Regions from separate parts of the Homo sapiens genome. Here region 2 is linked to region 1. A link is a contact called in ENCODE Hi-C or POLR2A ChIA-PET data. All regions are on one chromosome and are shown on one strand. The core of a region is the stretch at or near the end of the contact, and the rest is flanking DNA. Distances in the headings are between cores, read along the strand shown. Region 1 overlaps LOC124901056 (a long non-coding RNA gene). Region 2 overlaps GRAMD2B (GRAM domain containing 2B).

Region 1 (2,700 bases), core at 118-2,617:
AATTGCTCTCTTCCCACTTGTATCACCTCTACAATCAGGATCCAGGATGATTTTAAAATTTAAAAATAAGAAAAAAACCATGTTACTCTTCCCTTTAAAATCTCCTAATTTTCTATTTCACTAAATTGCAACCTCTGGCCCTGCTCAGGTCTTTGCCCATATCTCCAGCCTCATTTAGCTCATGCTTCCTTTCATTGGTTTTTTTCCTAATCTGCAATATACCACACTTGTTTCTACCCCTGGATCTTTGCACCTGCTCCGCCCACTGACTATATAGCTTCCTTTCTGGCTCTTCTTGTCATCATTCAATTTCAACTCAAATGTCACCTTCTCAGGGAGCCTCCCCTGACTACAATGTCAAAAATAATCCTGGCTTGTGCAGAAACTATTACACCTCTCTGCTTTATGAAGTAAAAGAGTTGTCACTCTATCATTATCTTGCTATTTTTTTCCTCTGTACATTTCTCACAGCTAGAATGCAAATTCATGAAAGCTTATATTTTTTTGCTTTGTTCAACCCTGTGTCCCTACACCAATGTGTATCACAGTGCCTGGTACATATTGTTGCTCAATAGATATTTGTAGGACTGCTATGGTTTGAATGTGTTCCCTCCAAAATTCAAAGGTTGCCAGTGTGATAACAGGTGAGGCCTTTAAGAGATGATTAGGCCATGAGGGCTTCTCCCTTGTTAGTGGGATTAAGGTCCTTATAAAAGAGGCTTCGTGAACTGTTTAGTTAGTTTGCCCCTGTTCCTCCTTCCGTGTGAGGGTGTGGCCAAAAAACCCACATCAGAAGCCAGTGCCCCGATCTTTCCCAGCCTCGAGAATGGTAAGAAAATACATTTTTTTTTTTTTTTTTTTTTCATGAATTACCCAGTCTCAGGTACTTTGTTATAGCAGCACAAAGAGACTAAGACAAGGATTAATAAAATGTTATTTGTCTTGCTCGGCTTTCTAGCCATTTCTATTCGATACACATTTAAAAATAAACATTCATGAGGATAAACACAATGCCTTGGAGCAGATTCCAAACACATAAACTCATCAGAAAAACTGAAATGAGATTATCATCTGCACAGGATTTTTTAATTGCAAAAATCCTGAGGATAAAGAAAGGATAAAACAGTTTAAGAAATTGTCAAATGCTTTTCCATTGAGGCAGTGGTAGCTTAAGAGTAATCTGATATTTAATAATATGACTTATTATTTAACTGATATAACATACCAAATAGTTGTGGTACATTCTTGAAGTCATTGTTTCCGGGAAAGGACAGGGATCAAAACCACAAACGGCTAAATATGGCTTTTAGGAACTGGTCAGACCATTCTTTCTTATCCAATCACTCATTGCCAATGAGGCCACCTCTTACAGTGGATTTTCCTCTTCTAAATATCTGCACTGAGAAAGTAAAAGGCTAAGGGAAGAGTACTCACACAACTTCCTCTCAATATCCCTTCAGAACGAGCCTGTCTGTTATAACCAAAATCCAAGGAGAAGCTGCTAGACTGATACTGAACAAAATATCTATTTTGGTGTGATGTAACCCTTTCCTACAAGTTGGGGAGAGGTCGAAGAGAAAGTGGATAAGAAGGAAAATGAACACACTGTATACTCAAAGGAAAATAGACATTGTACCACAAAGTTCCATCTTTGAATTCTTGGCACCATCTAGTGGATAATGAGTCCTAATTTAGAGACCAGTTATTTTCTTAAATGGTGGTTCTCAAACTTTCTTAGTATGCCTCACAATTGCACAGAACTTGTACAAATACCCCACACCTATACATTCTGATTTTATAGGTTTGGTGTGAGACTTGGGCATCAGAGTTTTTTTTAACAAGCTTCCCAGGTGATTCTGTTTTAATTGATTGTGAAATTCAACTATCTCTTTGGAAGTTAGCTTTTTGTTTGTATGATATTCCCTCTTTCTTTTCCCCTTGTAAAAATATTTATATGTATATTTTACATTGTAAAATCAAAGTGAACTGTGAGCAACACTATTCTGAAGTTTCTCTAAGAATTAAGTGACATATTCAAGTAAAAATAGGTGAGTGTGAACTTGGGGGTGTAGTGGGATAGCCCCAAACACATGTTGCAAATCAGTGCTCAAGTCAACCAATATCCAACTAAATATGACAAACGTCATTTGTAATCTGCCTATTTCAGGTATCATCTTCCAATTGCTCATTATCTGCTATCCACTGATTTTAACAACTTAAACTTTTTAACTTCTCATTTTGAACTCTTACAAGAGCTACTTCATCATTTCATCCAGATCGAACTATAATGCAATTAATCAAAATTAGAAAACTAACACTGACACAATACTACTTCATACACAGGCCTTATTCAAAATTTTCAGCTGTCTTTCTAGGCTGCAGTCCAACCCAGGGGCCATGTTGTATTTTATAAGCATGTTTCCTTAGTCTCTCCAATCAAACAGTTCCTTGGTCTTTTTTTTTTTCCCCCGTCAATAAATTTGAGGAGTACGGGACAGTTTTGTTTGTTTGTTTGTTTGTTTTAAGAATATTCCTCAGTTTGGGTTTTCTGATGCTTCTTTCTGATTAAATTCAGGTTTTGTATCTTTGGTAAGATCGCCACAATGATAATCTTTGTGTTGTTCTCAGTGCATCAGATCAAGAAGCACACGATGTCAATTTCTTATTGATTTAAGTTTTGATCACTTGGGGTTATAGAGG
Region 2 (2,700 bases), core at 76-2,575, 110 kb before region 1:
GACTGAAACTATGTAGAATTCAAGCAGCAGAGGCTAGCGTGTGTTTGAGTGAGCAGCGTGGGAGGGGAAATGGAATGCTTCCTCAAGGCCTTTTGGAAACTTTTAAGTTACTGTCAATGAAGCTGAACCAGGCCACTTAGTAACTTTAAAGTTACGGTCAACGAAGCTGAACAGGTTTCATTTAAATCATGAAAATAAGGAAATCAGTTTTTATTTATTTTTTAACCAGAAGACAAAGCCCTGTTACGGACTTTGACTAAAAGAGTCAACTGAAAAAACAAACCAAAAAACCAATCCTCCTTTTTCAACAAATATTTACTGGACTTGTCCCTGTTGTCAGGGTGCTCAGAGCTTTGTAGATGAGACAGGTAAGTGAGCTGGCAGGTGTAAGTATCCACAGAAGCAGTAGAAAATGCTGGAGACACAGGACCAACCTTTACTTGGCCTTGGCAGGTTATTTCTCCTCCCATCTCCAACCCACTTTAAGCATCAGTTATGGTCCCTGCCTGAAAGGCTTTTAGTAGAAATTTCAAAGCAGTGAGACAGTCATGCTTATAACAACTAAACCTGACTTCACCTATTAGGGGAGAGCATTTTTATTTTTATTTATTTATTTTTTTGAGATGGAGTTTCACTCTTGTCACCCAGGCTGGAGTGCAATGGCGTGATCTCTGCTCACTACAGCCTCCACCTCCCAGGTTCAAGTGATTCTCCTGCCTCAGCCTCCCGTGTAGCTGGGATTACAGGTGCCTGCCACCATGTCTGGCTAATTTTTGTATTTTTAGTAGAGACGGGGTTTCGCTGTGTTGGCCAGGCTGGTCTCGAACTCCTGGCCTCAAGTGATCCACCTGCTTCGGCCTCCCAAAGTGCTGGGATTACAAAGCATAAACCACCATGCCCAGCCAGGGAACAGCATTTTTATTACTGGCTAGGACAATCTTGTTTCAATAAAACACTGCCACACACTGTTACACAATTTATACATACAAAAACAGGTTGTACAATCCCTATCAGCCATCTAATATTTGTCACTTCCCAGACATCATTAGTTTGATGATGACTTAAATTCTCATTTCACAATTTTTCAGAATTAGAACTCTTATGTGGAGTCAAGTATCATTCCTGCTGGAGATAGTCTCTGTGAGTTTCAGCTAAACTCAATACACCTTTCTCTTGTCACATCACTGGCCCTTTGCCGCTCCTGCTGGGAATGTATTGTATTCAGGCACATCACATGCAAGTCCAGGTAAATAAGTAGCTGAAGGTAGAAGCTATGATTCAGCTGTGTCTCAGGTGAAGGAAAACAAGTGTTTCACTGTGGTTCAGTCCAAGAAGGTGTGTTCCCTTCTAATTACAGTGATGAGTCCCTGTGTTTGAGTCTACCCACATGTTAATCTAAGCTAAAGGCATAAAAAAAATCACTAAGCTTCCTTATGGTAGTAGAAGTAGAGGTAGTTTTACATCTACAATTATTTTTTAAAAAGTCTCTGATCATTTTAAAGCCACAGTCTTGATCAACAAAGGTTTAGAAGTGTCTGAAGATAGGATATGTTTCATCAGAGGGTCTTCATAGAATAAATGCCTGGCAATGGGATTGCTGTGGTCATGGGTGGGTCTGTGAAAGTAGAGTGTTCCTGAAACTGTAGTGAAAACCATGTTGGCACCTGGATTCACCAAGATCTGGGGCCTCATAGACGCTTGTTTTTGGAGTGCTGCCTATTCAGTGGCTCCGTGGCTGGCAGACACAGGCCACGATACTTGGGAAGCAAAGAGTTGGGCTATAGAGATGGAAGAGGGCTGGACAGCAGCCATAGTACAAATAAAGAGAGGCCTCACAGTGACCAAAAGAAGGAAATAGAATGGAGTGCGGAAGTGCAGGAGTGAGCAATGGAGACAGGATGGCTGGGAAACCCTTTAGCTTTTCCAATTTCATAAACTCAGAATCTCCCAAACTAGATTTTTACAAGTCAAGAAGAATGATCTTCCATTTACAATTCTGATACATATATTTTTGTTTGGACAACTATAAATTTCATTTATCTGTCTACATATTTATTTCTGAATAGGCACTATAAGCATAAGTATAAAATTTAAAAGTTACAAATGGAAAAACAAATTTTCTTTTTACCCCTGTTTCATGGTGACCCAGTTTCTCTCCACAAAGGCACCTACTCTTCCCAGCAACTTGTGTGTCCTTCCTGGGAGAGACTGTGCGTATGTAAACGTGTGCATTTTTGAACCACAAATGATAGACAGCATGCTATTCTGCACCTTGCTTTTTTTTTAACTTATTTTATCTTGGTGTTCTTTCAGTACCCATAGATCTTCCTCATACTTTTTAATGACTGCATAAAGTTACATCGTAAGGATGAAATGTTATTTAACCAGTTCCTTACTGATGGGGCATGTAGGTATATTTCAGTCTTTTGCAAATACTAACAACATTGCAACAAATGTCCTTATATGTTTATTACATGTGTGAATAATTTTCTGGAAATGGAACTGCTGTGTCAAAAGGTATGATAGAAAAAATGTTACAGCTATTGCCAAATTGCCCTCGGTAGACATTTTGTGATGCATACCCAAATATTCAACAGTGTCTATATCTTCTCACTAATAAAGTGTTAGCCTTAAAAATATTTATATTTTGAAGTACCTAGCATAATAGCTGGCACACAAAATAACAATCATCATTTTAAT

Evidence for each region. Hi-C counts contacts between places; a loop is a spot of excess contacts on that map. ChIA-PET counts read pairs that join two places held with the same protein, here RNA polymerase II (POLR2A). Pooled maps may share reads with other maps.
Region 2: a map of endothelial cell of hepatic sinusoid shows a loop between it and region 1 (4-fold over the local background). The contact joins two enhancer-like sites. A Hi-C loop is called at or near these places in 8 of 168 maps with a recorded cell type or tissue (Caco-2, Calu3, IMR-90 and 5 more), 12 of 37 single-sample maps with no recorded cell type and 15 of 50 pooled maps. POLR2A ChIA-PET finds 5 or more read pairs at or near these places in 10 of 52 experiments (AG04449, HepG2, MCF 10A and 7 more).

What each region holds. Positions count from the first base shown.
Region 1 is chr5:126,353,063-126,355,762 of GRCh38, reverse strand. All of the region lies in intron 1 of LOC124901056 (a long non-coding RNA gene), which reads left to right. Among named protein-coding and RNA genes, the nearest start is that of GRAMD2B, 69 kb to the left of the region's middle. Within about 2 kb of position 1,367, at least 9 of the 41 ENCODE cell types and tissues checked have a DNase peak (open chromatin) inside an H3K27ac peak, as active enhancers do; they include mammary epithelial cell, where a contact is called at or near this core.
Region 2 is chr5:126,459,721-126,462,420 of GRCh38, reverse strand. The region is part of intron 1 of GRAMD2B (GRAM domain containing 2B); the gene reads right to left. Among named protein-coding and RNA genes, the nearest start is that of GRAMD2B, 38 kb to the right of the region's middle. Within about 2 kb of position 1,325, at least 6 of the 41 ENCODE cell types and tissues checked have a DNase peak (open chromatin) inside an H3K27ac peak, as active enhancers do; they include mammary epithelial cell, where a contact is called at or near this core.